3 separate regions of the Mus musculus genome follow, and all the other regions are linked to region 3. Evidence: chromatin loops called from intact Hi-C (ENCODE). Cell type or tissue: left cerebral cortex. All regions are shown on one strand.

Region 1 (5,000 bases), 170 kb after region 3:
GTCAATACAATTATACCATTATAAGGAAGGAAAGGACTGCACCTATGAAAATTGCCAAATATGTTATTGCCTCTTCAATATAACATCAAAAACAGTCACTTCTGTATCTGAAAACACATTTACAAAACTACCCTATTATTTAATAGAAAATTGTCTTGTGTTGCTTTTAATGTATACTACTATATCTCCAGATCAATTAATCCATGGGATAAATTAAGTCCAAGATGAAGATGATGCGCTCATATAATACACAGGGGCATTTCTGAGTTCAGGCAGCTCCATATTTTCTAAGGAAAAGTGCTGAAGGGTGAGCACTAGCCCAGGACCCCATGGACTTGCTGGACACCATGAGGCTTCAGTCTCATCTCTTGCACCAGAGGAAAATAAGAAACCCTAATTAAGCAACTCAGCAGTTTTACACCGAAAAGTATGTCATTTGGGGAGGTTTTAGGATGAAGCCCTGCAGGAGGGGGGAATTGAACTTCCTAAAGCTCAGCTGCTTCTATACTGGTTTCAGCTTTAATTTTGTATCTGAAGCATAAAAACACACAAATCAAATATACAGTACAATTACCCTGGCTATCTGAGAGCGAGTTTATCATATATGCAACTCACATGAAGTGCACACAACTATGTTCTGGGACATGCATGTTTTCACTTGTGGGTACATCTTTGGATACCAATAAAAATTTCACTGCAATCATGCTCTATAGTAAGGAGTTTCGGTGATTTTTCGTGAGCATATACTCTACAACATGCATCTTATGAGTTAGAATTACAGCAAACCCACAAAGTGAACAGATTCTAGTTTAGTCTATTATGGGTTTTGCTGGTGCAGCATGCAATGATTCACTTAATACTTTAATGTCAAATTCTTGATTAAAATAGAATGCATAATTCAATTTTCTATGGGGACTTCCTTGGAGAAAAGCGGGGAAGTAGCCAAGAGTTCATAAATGTGTCTGCGTTATTCTAAAAGATACTTCGGGGTGAGAAAATACTGGAAATTACCTAAATGAAATTTAATTAATTTGTTTTTCTAATTGTAGATTTGAAATAGTAGCAGGAAGGGCTATTTATTGTATCACATCAACCAATTCTCTGTGATAAACAGAGAGAGAGAAATACCCAGTGCCAGTTTTACATGTCAAGGGCACAGCTCAGAGGTTGGTAATGTCTACCCTGGTGGAAGATATAAATGGAAAAATTATTTTCAGCAGTTTTATCATGGAAAATTTGCTTTTAAACTCAAGTATTTTCTTTTCAAGCCTTTATATTATTTTAAAACAAATGCTACCCGACAGGGAACATACATAATGCAGTACTTGTCTTACCGGTGTGCTTTGGAGAAGACTATGAAACTACCAATTCTTCCAATTCAGGGTTGAAAAAAGCAAAACAAAACACTTACAGATCACTTTTTTTGATGTTTTTTTCTCAAGCTAAGTGATGCTGAAAATAACACGGATAAGGTCTAAATTGTTCGGGGGAAGGGGGAACCTTTAGTTCAAGCAGAGATTACAGAAAGATGGGACAGGATACACATCTTTAAATGTGTGGATACAGTCAAGAATATCCTTTTTTAAAGTAGAAGTAATCATGAGCGGTTTTCTTTTGAACTGGTTGGACCAGAGTCGGCTACCTTTTACCGTCTAAATACTGCACGGTACTCTGCATGATTTTTTTTTTTTTTCTTGTTCCTTTCTCCTCGGGAAAGATGAGGGCAGGATTTAAGTATTATGAATTAAAGACCCACTAGCTCGCCACAGGTAGGAAAAAAAAAAAAAAAAAAAAAAAAAAAAGCAGCAGCCGCAGCAGCAAACCCAAAAGAGAAACACGAGGACTTCAAGCGGACCTTGCGAGGCCTGCTTGCACCGGCTAGAGGACACGGTTTGGGCGCTGCAGCGGGGATCCCCGGTGTCGGTGGCCGGGCCAGCGCGCCTACAGGGCGAGTGGGCTCTCTTCCCAAAAGGGAAGGCACTTTGGCTGTCGGGCGAGTGCGTCACCGTCCGGGACAGGAGACAGGTCCGCTAGGGAGTGGGCGCCGAGCCGCTCTCCCGTCCCGTGACCCGGCATCGCCTCCACCCGGGGGCGACTCGAGCGGGACCCCAAGTGAAGGGCGTCCCACTGCGGCGGCACTCGTCGCTCTCCGGCTTCCTCACGTTGCAGGAGCCGCCGGGCCGCGCGCCCAGGCACCGGCGGTGACGGACGGAGTCACCGCCCCCTCCTCCCCCGCCGCCCCCTCCCGCGGCCCTCCCCGGCCCCGACACGTCATGGAAACACAGACGTCAGAGCCCCGACGGCCAATCGGAAGCCGCCGCAGGAGGGGAAGGGAGGGGGCGACAGCGCAGGAGGGGGCGGGGGCAGCCGGGAGCCCGGCGCGCAGGGAAGGAAGAGAGGGAGGGGCGCGCGGAGGCGCGAGTCGCCCGCCCCGCACTACAGGCCACCCTTTCCACACCGCGCGCTGCAAGTTCTGATCCCCGCCGCCTCACCCCACCCCGGGCGCGCGCTCGCCAGGCGGGGCCGCGCTCGCCGGATCCTCCCCTTAAACGCCCTCTCCGGGAAGCGCCAGTCCCGGTCCGAGCGGCGCTACCTCCGCTCGTGCGCGCGCGCGCGCCCGCCCGCCCGCCCTCAGGCTCCCCGCGGGCCGCGTCACGTGACCGCGCCCAGCCAAGGCGGCAGCGGCGGCCGCGCGAGCATCCGCAGCGGTGGCAGAGGCAGCGGGAGCAGCTGCGCTGCCAGCGTGGAGCGGGAGGCGTGGAGGTGTGGAGAAGAAGGGAGCGTCGGACCGGAACGGGTGAGCGCCCTCCTCCCCCCTTGCCTGCTCGGGCGGTCTCGCGGGTCACCCGGTGCACACCGGGCCCCTGCCCCGGAGCTGGCCGTTGCCCCTTGAGCTCCGCGTCTGCGGACCGGTGTCCCCGGACCCCGCCCCGGGTTGCACCCCGCCCGTTGCTGCTGCTGTTGCTGCTGCTGCGGACGCCGGCGCGGGGCCGGTTGAGCTGCTGTGCCGAGCGCGGCGCGCCCTGAGCGCGGCTTTGCGGAGCGGAGGAGGCGGGTCCTGCGGGGACGCGAGCGGCCACTCGGCGGCCGCCGGGCTCTGGGCGGGGGCCGGCCGGGCGCCGCCTCCTCCTCCTCCGCCGCCGCCTCCTCGCGGTGCAGCGTGAGTAGGGAGCCCCGGCTGGTGGACGCCGAGTCTCTGGGCTCCGCCGCCGCCGCCTCCTTCCCGAGGTGCAGCCGCACCTCCGCGTGGCGCCCCGAACCCAGCGAGCCGGCTGCGGGCACGTCCCGCGACCCCTCGCCGCCATCCCCCGGACCCACCCGCCTAGCTTTCCTTGATTCTTCCCCTCGGAAAAAATGGTTCCCGCTGCGGGCGAGGTGAGTGGCGGCCGGTGGCTGCCCGCGGCGGGGGCGGCCACCTGCGGGGGAGGCCGGGTGGGGCGCGCAGGGCGCGGCGGGGGTCCTGACAGCTGGGCGCGGGGTGGAGCGCGGCGGGTCCCCGCGAAGTTGGCGGCGCCGCCGGGGTTCGCTCCTGCTAGGAGACCGTAAAGGTGAGGAGGCTTCCTCTCCGCGCGCCTCGGCGCCGGGTCCAGCTCGGAGTCGCCGTCCCGGTGGCTTCTCGTCTACACCCGAGGGCTCTCGGACTTCGCGGGGCTGCCCCTGCTGCCGCCACAGCCCATCTGAACACCGGTCGCCCCTACCCCGGCATGTGGTGACCTTGAGGGCAGCGGTGCCCCGGCACTCCCTCTTCCTGCGACCCGGGAGGGTCACCCATTTAATCCCTGGCTTGGGCCCCCGGGAGGTACTGCCCGTGCAAGGTGAAGGTTTGTCGTCGGCCCCCCGGAGAGGATGGTGTGATAGATGCCTGTCAGACAGGACGGTGACTCCCGGGGAGTTGAAGAGCCGCCTGGACGCTCTCTTCAGGTCTTGAGTCTGGCCCCCCAGGATGTTCACGGGTGCTTCCGATTCATGTTTATGTACTTAGTTTAAAAGGGGGAAAATCTGCTCTGTCCTCGGAAAGGGTCAGTAAGAAAGGAGGGTGGCATTCCTATTGCGGGGGTGGGGGGGGCGGAGGTGGCGGGGGCTTCTTCTCTATTTCATCTTGCAGGAGAATTTTGTGTCTTAGCTAGTTAGCGACCCCTGGGTCTGCGCCTCGGTCTTTGCCCAGGTTGGTCTCTGCACATTTCAGTCACCAGTTTACTGCGGGACTCTAGCATTGGGAATGCTTTTGCTGTTGCGGTGATCGGACCCGCAAGGGGAAGCTGGGGCTGGTCTGCGTGGGTAAAAGGGTCTGCAGGACCTTGGTAAGGACGCGAACCTCCTCGGTAGGCTGTTTTTTTTACCCTTCCTAGGGGTTAGAGCGCTGCAGACAGCCACCTTTGGCTGCTATGCATGCTACTTTTCTGGGTTTATTAATAATCTAATGACTCCTGTCGGTATCGATTGCTGTTCCTGATAAATTAGTTATATGGATTTTTTTTTTCATACGAGTGGAGGTATATGCATGTCTGGACTGTCTGCCTTTCAACATGGAAGGCTTTGTTGTGCTTCACCTCCCCCACCTGAGGACAGTCTTACTTTAAAATAAGGTTCTTGATCCTCAGCGTAGGTGTATTTTATAATAATAAGTACTTGTAAGGACCTGGTTTGTACAAAGCGCGCATAGGGCATCCCTTTGGATAGTGGCCCATTTGAGTGAATGGAGAGCCTTCACTTGCCCTGCCACCAGCTTTCCCTAGGGAGACTCCCTGTCCTTGTGTGTGGCAGAGCCGGATTGGGGGAATTAAAAGAGGGATTGGAAGGGGGAGAATCTGCTTTTTGTACTTGTATGTTTCATTTAGCACCCATCCCTTTTTTTCCCCTTCCTGGTCAGTTCAAATTTGAAGTAAATAGAAATTTTTTTTTTTTTTTCTTGTTGAGAGCTTTTGAAAGCTGGTGTAGGAAATTGGGCCTTTTAAGCCATGTTTTCAGGGAGATGTTTTACTTTCTACCGTGCTTTGGAT
Region 2 (5,000 bases), 120 kb before region 3:
AGGTGCCAACCCAGTGAGTCTTCTCTGAGGGCTCTCTTATTGATCTAAAGATAGTGGTCTACTTGATGCCTCTTCACCTGCTACCTGCATTTATATCTCTGGTATGTTCAAATTTCTCCCTCTAATAACGACACCTTGCTTTATTTTATTCTATGCTACCTTTTTAAATCATGTATCTCCCACTAAGGTCACATTTCAACAATAGGAGTGAGGGTTTCTTGAATGTCCCTCACATCACCAAAGGATTTTACCCCTGTAAGCTGAGTTGACAGTTCTGCTGTGCCAAGGAATGAATTGTAGGCATGATTTTTGGATACAGATTTCCTGCTATGGTCAAAGCTATTTGACTTGAGTGATTGTCATCATTCTCAGCCCACAGGGATCAGGTTGCATTCATTTAAGAAATGGTGTGTATATTAAGATGGTCTATCCATGAAGTCATTCATCAACTGTTTCAATGAACAATGGTTCTGCTTGGAGGGTGGCACAGACGTTAGGTGAGGGTAAGATTCTGGTTCATTGGCTGTGATGATTTTGAAAAGCATTCATCTCAGAATAAGAATAACTTATAAAGTCCTCTTCTTCAAAGTTGATACAATAATTATAAATATCAAGCAAAGCCTTCAGCCTTATTACCATGAGCTCGAATGTCCAAAAACTGTTCTTATTTTGTGTTTGTACCACAGTAAGAGACAAGATTTTAAGCTCTACTAAAAACAAAACAAATAAACAAAAATACTTTATCTATTTATGTTCATTAAAAATTAATAGTGATATATTATTTTAAAATATCATACAGTTAATATGTCTGGAGTTATTTAATATTTATATTGAGAAAAATGTATGTATTTTCAGTGCTGCTGTAGACAAATATCTACATAAGACTGTTCAATTGATTGTTGTTTTATATCAAACAACTTTTATAATACTCATTTTTTATTGTTACAATAGTCTTTACATTTTAAAGAATATGATAAAAAATGAAAGATACTGCAAGTTTTGAAAGGGGGGCTCTCTGGGAGGAGTTGAGGTACAAAAGAAAAAGAAGAATGTGACATGTCTATTTGCTCAAAATATGTTATTAAATGTTAACAGATTTATATAAAAAGTTAAATTACATTTTTAAAAAAAGAGAGAGAAAAGGAGTGAGGGTTTCATCACATAAACTGGGATGGGATTTGGGAACCACAATTCAGCTGTCAATACTAACTTAGTGCTATGTTAACACAAGGCAACCTTAACTATGTGCTGCAGATGCTACGTTGGAAAGGTAGCTGCAGGGACACAAAGTATACCCCTTTGTACATGAGCTAGATAGGACGGGGGATAGAATTTAAGGAAAGATAGAGTAGCATCAACAATGACTATTGGAAGAAAGTGTCACAAAGAAATAGCACACCCTCTCTGTCTTAAACAGTATTGTAAACACACAAAAATAATGGAGTTTCAACTGTGGGTTGTTTTCCATCTTGGCTCTTTCTCAAGTAAAGATGGATTTACTAGAAGCAAATGGAACTCGACTTCAAGATCCCTCAGGATCTTTCCAGGGCAGTTGATCTCAATTTATATCCATAACTTTGCCTCCATTGTAGAGAGGGAGAGGGCTTTGGACCCCACAAAGCCTGGTTCTGTTTCTTGACTGGAAGTATTTTTAGACATTTTTTTGGAAGGATAGTTTGAAGTATTTCTTGAACTAAAAACTTAGAGTTGAGTATTAACTCATAAGAAGTAACAGTTGGTAAGCTTGATAAGGTAAGATTCAGAAAGATATCGAGGAAAACTACTAAAACCTGCATTCTGGCCAACGTGCACCTTTGACTGACTTCCAAACCTCAAGTGCTCAGAAATATCCTGGTCATATATTTGTCTCTCTGACTTTCTCTCTCTGTCTGAACCCCTCCCACCCCCATACACACACATACAATTATTGATGCAACTACTATGCAACTCATTTAAAAGTGATCTCTGTGTGTTTGATGATTGCAGTTGAAAATATTCCTTGACCATAGTTAGCTTCCTTTCATGGGAACCACTGTCTCTCACTCCTTCTGTATACTTACCATAAACCCTTCACTGTAAATTCCCTTAGGGGACACATATCAAAGGCAAGTAGTGTGGTATTTGGGGGGAGGGTCAAGTATGGCTAAAAATTATTCGTCTTTCTCTGTTTTTTTTTTTTAAATGTTTTTAAAGCAAACATTTTATTTTATTTATTTATTTTGGGAATTTTTTTTTTTTACAGTCCAGTCTTCATTCCCCTCCTGTTCCACCCTTGACTGCTCCCCATTTCATGCCTCCTCCCACTGTCTCTAAGAGGATACCCTGGGGCCTCAAGTCTCTCAAGAGTTAGGTGCATCTTATCTCACTGAGGCCAGACCAGGCAGTCCTCTGTAAAGCAAACATTTTTTTTTCCTTTTTTTTCCTTTTAATATTTTTATTAGGTATTTTCCTCATTTACATTCCCAATGCTATCCCAAAAGTCCCCCATACCCTCCCCCACACACACACTCCCCTACCCACCCACTCCCACTTTTTGGCCCTGGCGTTCCCCTGTACTGGGGTATATAAAGTTTAAAGCAAACATTTTAAATAATGCAAAAACCACTACTGCAAAGTGGACCTTGCCAGGACTTTTCCCAGATAAGAATCAGTTTTGTGATTTTCCCTTTAAGACTTTCAGTGTTTCCTATTGAGTTTCACCTGGAGACCCTCCATAAAACAGCCCTGACAGTGCCGATATAAAGGTGGCTCCTAGTTGAAAACCATCCGAAGCGAGAGAGAGATGAAACTGGTGATGCAGGACAGTTCAATTTGCCTAACAAAGCAAAATTCCCGAACCGAGTTACTCTTGCAGCACTGTAATCAGCCATGTTTCTTAAAATGCCTGGGTTATATCGAGCCCCACTCACACTATGGTAATTATCAGCTGCCACCAGACAGACGTGCTGCATTCCCTTAGACTTTTTTTTTTCCTTCTTCTTCTTCTTCAAAATGTCAGCTTGTAATCTGAAGGAAAATTACAAACCCTTCTTTTTAAGGGATGTTTAAAATAAACTCACAAAGGCACCGAGTCTGTTACAATTACTGTCCTGTTTTCAGGCAGCAATGCCCCAGCTGGTGTTTTATCTCTGCAGCTTTCGAAAGTTTAGCCACGGTGGAAGGAGCAATAGTCTCTTAGATAACAGCAAGCCAGGCCAGGCTGGCAGGAGGTGCTTAGTTCTCTTTGAGAAGCTTTCAGATTCTATTCCATATAAACACAAACCATCCCTGAACAACATCATGATGGGTACCGCCGGACTAAAATGTCAGTGCTTCAAACATCCAGCATCAGTCAACTTTTGCAGGGTACCAATAATAATGCACAGGTTTACTTGTTTTTATTTAATAGCTACATAAAGCCTGCATTGAGTAGAGTGTTTTATGTTAATGACAACATTCCCAATTAGATGGACAATATAGATCATCTTGACAGGCCATCATTCTTGGTTTTAACAACCGCATTTTATACCATGCACCATAGAGCTGTATCTTCCCACTTGTAAAAAGAAAATGAAGTACCTACCAGTCAAAGACATAATGGGCAGAAGTCTACTGAGAGAATATGTTAGCATGACAAAATCCACGGGAGTTAAAAGCACCCAAGGTTTACGAGAAGATTCTGCCAGGGATGCTAAAAAGCCTTTTCAATGATACAGTTGAATCACCGAGAAGTGGGCAGATTTCCAGTCTGGACATTTGAAGGTACACAATAGTATCAGAATGGTCCACTGAAGATTTGGACACCTAGCATGCTGCTGTGATTATGAGTCAACTATGAGCAGCAAGGGTATTTGTGGTCTGACCTGTAGCATCAGTTTCTGCATGTGAAGTTCCAGGGGTTCTCCTCCAACCTCAACTTTCTATATCAGGTTCCATAAAAGGTAAAGAAAAACTGGATTGTTTTTCATGAATTCAATGAAATTCGGCTGGAGTTTCCAGACCAGCTTTATCCTATCCTTATGACTAGATAGCCCCAGTCAGTGTTCCATTTACACACCTAAAAGAAGAGTGTGCAAGGCGGGATTTGAACACTGGCTGCACCTCTTCACTGACTGTGTGACCATGGGCAACGGTACTTAATGTCTAAAACTTTATTACATTCTTAATGAAGCCAGACTTACATTCTCTATTTTATAAAGCTAAGATAATGAATATAGATATTTCTAATCCATAGTGTTCAATGCCTGCAACAGAGTGTGTGCACAATAATAATATTTAGTAGGTGTATGGACCATATACATGAACAGGTATGTAAATAAACCATGGGGTTTCACCCACATATAATCCGTGTTCTTCTGACCTTGTGTTGGCCTTCACTTCCAGGCAAATGTTGGATTCTCCTTTGAGAAGCGTCCTCGTGCCCTCAACTGTTCCTCACTCATCCCGTGAGCATTCTTCCTCTGGACGCATTCTTAGGTCTGTCTTCTAAATGTCCTTTCAATAGACTCCAAGTCTGAGACAAATTGGGAATTAGTGGTTTTCATGTCATTTCATCAAAGTTAAGAAGTTACCTGAATATGTTAAACCCGTTCCATAACCAGATAAGCAATCCAGAACATGGATGTAACATTGTACATTTTAATTATCCTCTTTCCCTAAACTTCACAGCAGCTTAAGGTGAGTGTACCATCTAGTTTAATGAGTCAACCCAAAGTCTAGCACTGCACAGGCAATATGAACAAAGTGGAATACAATTAGGTCATTGTCTATAACAAATAGAAGCGACCTTTATTTCAGTATAGCTCTGATTACTTCTACCCAAACTGTCTCGTGTGTTCACCATTCAAATTATTTAATCTAGCCAAACAATAAAATCGAGCTACTATACAAGGTACTCACATATCACGAACAAACATTTTAGTGTGAGTCCCTAAGAACTCTTCTCGTCCCCTTGCTTCAGCACAAATTATTTCATTATCTTGATTTTAAATTTCTTTACTTACCCAATTTCTGTGGAGCAG
Region 3 (5,000 bases):
AGAGTCAATAACTACTACTGAAACTCAATAGAGCCATTCCCCTCCCATTAAAAAAATCTGTTCACCCTTTGATGAAATTGATCCATTTGTCATTAGAACCTTAAGAAGAAGCCATAAATATTGCTTAGTTCACCTCAACCAGGTAAAAAAAAATTCTCACAACCCACAGTAAATTCATTTAATATTTATGTTATATCCTGTGGTGTTAAGAGAAAAAAAATGGAAGAAAACATCAGAAGAACGCAAACATGGAAACTGTTTTAGTGAAGAGGGATTTATATACATATATAAAGATGGAAGTGACTGGAAATTCACAATGGAAAAAAAAAGTCTGAACAGCTCATGCAAGTTATGAAGGTTGAGTAAGTTATTTAAGCTACAAAAACAACACAGACTGACTAAAATCTATGTCTCATCAAAACTTATTCAGAAGTGTCTAGTTTTTAAGATATTATACAGTAGTTAAAAGTATCAGACTGACGTGACTAATTTCTGGGTGTTCAGTAACCATACTTGGAGACAATACTAATGTGGTTAGGGAGACATAAAAGGAGAATATTTTCTCCCCTGTGCTCCAAGGTCAATGAGGTCCCAGGAGACTATGAGACATCTCCTGAAATGCTGTATAACTGTGGAAAGTCACCTGTTCTGTTGGAGGAGGGCATAGAGTTCTTACTTAATGATTTTGAACCAGTATCCAGTCTACAAAGAAGACAGTCAACACAGAGGAAAGATTTTTGTCAATATTTCCAAGGGAAGCCACAGTGAAGGGTCTTTTTGACTTATCATCTCATGTATGGACAACTCTTCAGTTGTCATCAGCCTGTCTCCATGGTAGGCTCAAAAGTCACCCTAGAGTAAAGACAAACTCGGTTCATTCCTGTTTATGATTAAACCTCTGTTTCTCAAGGATTGGGCTATGCCCCGCCTGTAACCTTAACTATAAATGTTTCTGTACTGCCTCTTCCAGGAAATGGCAATCAACTCTGAGTTTCAACAAGTTGTTTATAACCAACTTGCAACCCTACCTTTGTTTCAAAAGAATTGTTCTGCCTACCTTACAATGACTACCTGTTGTAAGGACCCTCTTGGAATCATGTCTTATTCCAGGAGGTCATTGTGATGAACTTGCTATGCTTACGTTCTGCTCTTACAGCCCAAGCTGTTTTGCCCACCAAATCCCCTATTTGGAAACTTCCCTACCTTTGAGCTATAAAACCCTTTTGTTCCTCACATCTAATCCTGACCCCTCAAACCTGCCTCAGGGAAGACAGCCTGTACATACAAATAGAAATGTTTGCTTTAATTAACTGCTTGCCTTCATTCATTTGGCCATGAGAATTTGGGTCAGTTGTATTTCTTTTTCCATCTTGGGGATTCGGAACTGGTAAAAGAAAGGCCAAAGGAGCCTAGGGTTCCTCTCAAGGGATCCCTGAATACCAGATCCCCAACTGGCCTAGACAATACAAAAAGTAATTAATTTGCCCAGCTGCACATTATTAAACACTCAGCAGGAAAGTATAACCAAAGACTAGAGATTGGTCACCATCCAGGAGCTTATACTCCCCAGACATTAGATATAAGTCTACATGAGATGGTATTTAGACAAGTCTACCTCAATAATTATTTGAGTCTTTTTTTTTTTTAATGTTGCTCAGATATAGCACTTCAAAGGTTGGCTCACTGCAGCACCAGGCTCCAGCCAAAGGAGACAAATCCACCATTGTTTTAAACTAAAGCTTAACTGATGGTTAAATATCTCTTTTCTCTCCCTATCTAGAAGCCATATGGAAGGGCATACATTGCCTTCCAGCTGATCCAACAGCCACCAAAAGGAACCTTCTGGGCTCTGGAGAACAACCTGAGAGGATGAAGAAGCATGAGGAGCCCAATAGATGGGGGATCTTGCGAGTTCATAAAGAGATTTTAATGACTAATGGACGTTTAAACTCTCTATCTAGGCACAAGCCAAGGACTTGCAATCATGTATCTGATAGTTGGTGTCTTTTAGATAAGACCCTTTGGAGGGAGAGTCTCTTAAACTGCTGCATCTAACACCCCAAATTCAACTATAAGAAGTCAGGCCAATCAGCACCCCAATCTCATAATGACAGTTGGGCTTACGTCTTCGGAAGGAGAAGGAGTGATAAGAACAGGAGGTAAAAAACTGGCTAGGGAGTTTAGGGTAAAGAAAAATATCCACTTTCTTTCTTAACCAAAAGCTGGAAATGTCTCATCGGTCCCAAGGCAGCTTCACCCTTGCCAGAGGCAAAAGATACCAAAAAGCATTGGGCAGCTCTGATCTCTGATCTAGTTCCTAACCGTATTTTGAAGTTACTTCTTTGGGGAGGCAGAATGTTAAGGCAGCAATGAAAACCTGTTTAGAGAAATTTCTGGTGCTCAAGAGAAGATAAGCCCCTGGGTGCTGGCCTAATATTACAACGGGGCCAGGTCAATCTCCTGGTCAAAGGACCATGCCTAAAAGGTTGGCTCACCTTAAATCATGCAGATGAAATAGCCAGGCTCATTAATTCTTTGTCCTAAATCAACTACCACAGGTATTCCTTCCCTCTTGAACCTGCTTACTAGAAGAGGGGACAGAAAAAGAGAGCCCAGAACTTAGTGAGTTTAAAGAAAAGAATGTTTAAAAACAAGAAGGATTTATAAGAAATATTTAATATATTTCTGTGTTTTCTATTAAATACTATAAAACTTGCATTCCTGATAAGGAATTCAAATCTTTGTATCTTCCCATAAGTACCTTGAAAGACTTTTATACAAATATTTTAATCTCCCACACATGCAAAACCTTAGTTTACAGAAAAAGACCCCCTGCAACTTTCCAGGAACAACGATCCCTGCCCCCTTCCTCCTTCATTTCCGGTGTGACTGTTGACTAAGGGTTGGACCCCAGCCAATGGGAAGGACACAGTCACTATCTGGGTTAGAACAAAAGCCAAGTGTATTATTTGCCTTTCTCCGTGTGTTCGATCTTCCAAGCACACACTCTTGATTAAGAGTAAAGCTTGCCCTATCTACACACACACACACACACACACACACACACACACACAAATAGCTGTTCACCCCTTTTGTAACAAGTGTCAAGATCGGGAGTTCACATGAAGGAGGAGTGTTTGTTTATGAGAGTGTTTGTTTGCCGGACAGGATTTCACCTTGTAGCCTAAAATGGCTACTCACTCCTCCTGCCCCAGCTTCAAACCTGTTGAGATAACAGGCATTTGCCACCACATTTAGCTTGCAATGAGGGCTTTCATTAAAACAACACAATTTACTGGTGATAGATTTCCCTTGGTGAAATGAGCCAATTTAAGCCAGATTAGATTATATTAAAGGCAGGTTTACTGGAAAGCTGTTCTTCGATGGCCCCAAGGATTGAGGCCAGGAAAGTCACCATGAGGAGATGGCAGTGAGAGAAAGAATGGGAGAGTGCGCAGAGAGAGAATGGAGGGGGAGGAGGGAGAGGAGGAGGAAGGGAGTGGGAGAGAGAGAGAGAGAGAGAGAGAGAGAGAGAGAGAGAGAGAGAGAGAGAGAGAGAGAGAGAGAGAGGAGAGAGAGACCTCTGGGGAAAGGGCAGCCCAGCCCCAAGGCTGGAACGTTCAAGGTTGGGGGCGCAGGGAATGCCAGGAAGGGACTGAGGGATGCTGGAAGAACCTGGAAGCCAGGTCTGTTTTGATATATAAAATGTTCTCCGGCTCCAAAACTAAACAATTGGCATTATAGATGGTTTCCCTCTAAAGGATGGTATGAGGAGTTCCTAGCTGAAGATTACAAACCCAGGCGGTAGAGAAATGGATACTTCTTTGAAGTATTTAAACTGAGTTTTTAAGAGGGACTCGGGTCTCACCCAGGAAACAGGTATAGAGAAAAAAAAAAAAAAGAGGGGCTAAATGTTCAATCTGTCAACACCAGAACATCTGTGAACAACTTCAGACCAGAAATTGAGCCACTGGTATTTGATCACTGGCCTGAAGAAACCCCTTTGTCTGTGAGGGGCTATAAGCATATACCATGCACCTCCTAGCGTTCTTGAAAGCATTTCGTGAAGTCAGCGTGTTGCTTCCTAAGACAGACAGAAGATGGAGGACCGATACAATTCAAGGTTTCCGAAAGATTCTCATTAAGTGCTTGGCCTTGTACTCCGTTCTGTATGCCAAGATGGACGATGCTGACTGCCACCGGGGTTAAAGCCTCGACTTTATCTCCCGACCTTGACTCTGTCCTGACTCCGGCTACTTCCGTGTCAAGCTGTCCACCACAGTCAAAGCCCCCCAGGAGCTGGCATCCGACCGAGGCTGTTGGCAAGTGCATTTTCGACTGGCTGTTGAAGCTGGTGAGCCACAGAGTCATCTCGGGAGGAGAGTGAGGTGGCATTCGCAAACGCACAAATGAGTAATGTGAGCCTGCCGAGCCTTCTGCTCCTAAAAAACAGATTTCTGTGACAGAATTAGATAAAGACCTATTTCAAACTTGCATAACTCAGCATTATGCTATGCAAATCTTCATGCTTTTAATTTCCTGCTAAATTTCATGGTCCAAAAAAATCAACAGATGCTGAAGAAAATTATATTTATGTAAAAGAGCTTCTAATTCAATATGAAAATAATAAAAGAGTGAAGCTTTCTCGTGCAACTCAAAAAGAAGAATCTGGGCAGAATGTTGAAGTCCAAGAGCTTCCCCTAGGGTGTCCTGGCATAATACAGTGACCAGATGAAACCAATACAACCCTGTCTCACACACACACACACACACACACACACACACACACACACGTGTCCTCTCTCTCTCTCTCTCTCTCTCTTCTTCTTCTTCTTCTTCTTCTTCTTCTTCTTCTTCTTCTTCTTCTTCTTCTTCTTTTTCTTCTTCTTCTTCTTCTTCTTCCTGACACTTCTTCACAACTTTTTAATAGCATATTTTTCAAGTTATCTGAGTATTCTGGGGCCTTTTGAGGATATAGCTCCTAGTCTCTACTCATTCCA

The links. A loop is a pair of places that touch in the nucleus more often than their neighbours do. Peaks named below come from ENCODE experiments on the same cell type or tissue, not always from the same donor. Only the 100,000 strongest peaks of a DNase experiment are listed, where the experiment ranks them.
Region 1: a loop joins it to region 3, with 2.6 times the contacts of the local background. A loop is called at or near these places in 4 of 42 quality-filtered maps.
Region 2: a loop joins it to region 3, with 1.9 times the contacts of the local background. A loop is called at or near these places in 2 of 42 quality-filtered maps.

The regions. Positions count from the first base shown.
Region 1 is chr10:98,911,997-98,916,996 of GRCm38, forward strand. It overlaps Atp2b1 (ATPase, Ca++ transporting, plasma membrane 1), which reads left to right and starts at 3,156. Exons shown (of 21, transcript NM_026482.2): 1 at 3,156-3,375. In left cerebral cortex, CTCF peaks have their summits at 1,868 and 3,112; DNase peaks (open chromatin) are centred at 2,039, 2,447, 3,018 and 4,656; H3K4me3 peaks cover 3,559 bases; H3K27ac peaks cover 4,194 bases.
Region 2 is chr10:98,621,970-98,626,969 of GRCm38, forward strand. No RefSeq gene overlaps it. Among named protein-coding and RNA genes, the nearest start is that of Gm34297, 87 kb to the left of the region's middle. In left cerebral cortex, no CTCF peak of the experiment used is centred here; DNase peaks (open chromatin) are centred at 2,935 and 3,092; H3K27ac peaks cover 741 bases.
Region 3 is chr10:98,738,661-98,743,660 of GRCm38, forward strand. No RefSeq gene overlaps it. Among named protein-coding and RNA genes, the nearest start is that of Gm40750, 66 kb to the right of the region's middle. In left cerebral cortex, no CTCF peak of the experiment used is centred here; DNase peaks (open chromatin) are centred at 2,968, 3,400 and 4,398; H3K4me3 peaks cover 259 bases; H3K27ac peaks cover 472 bases.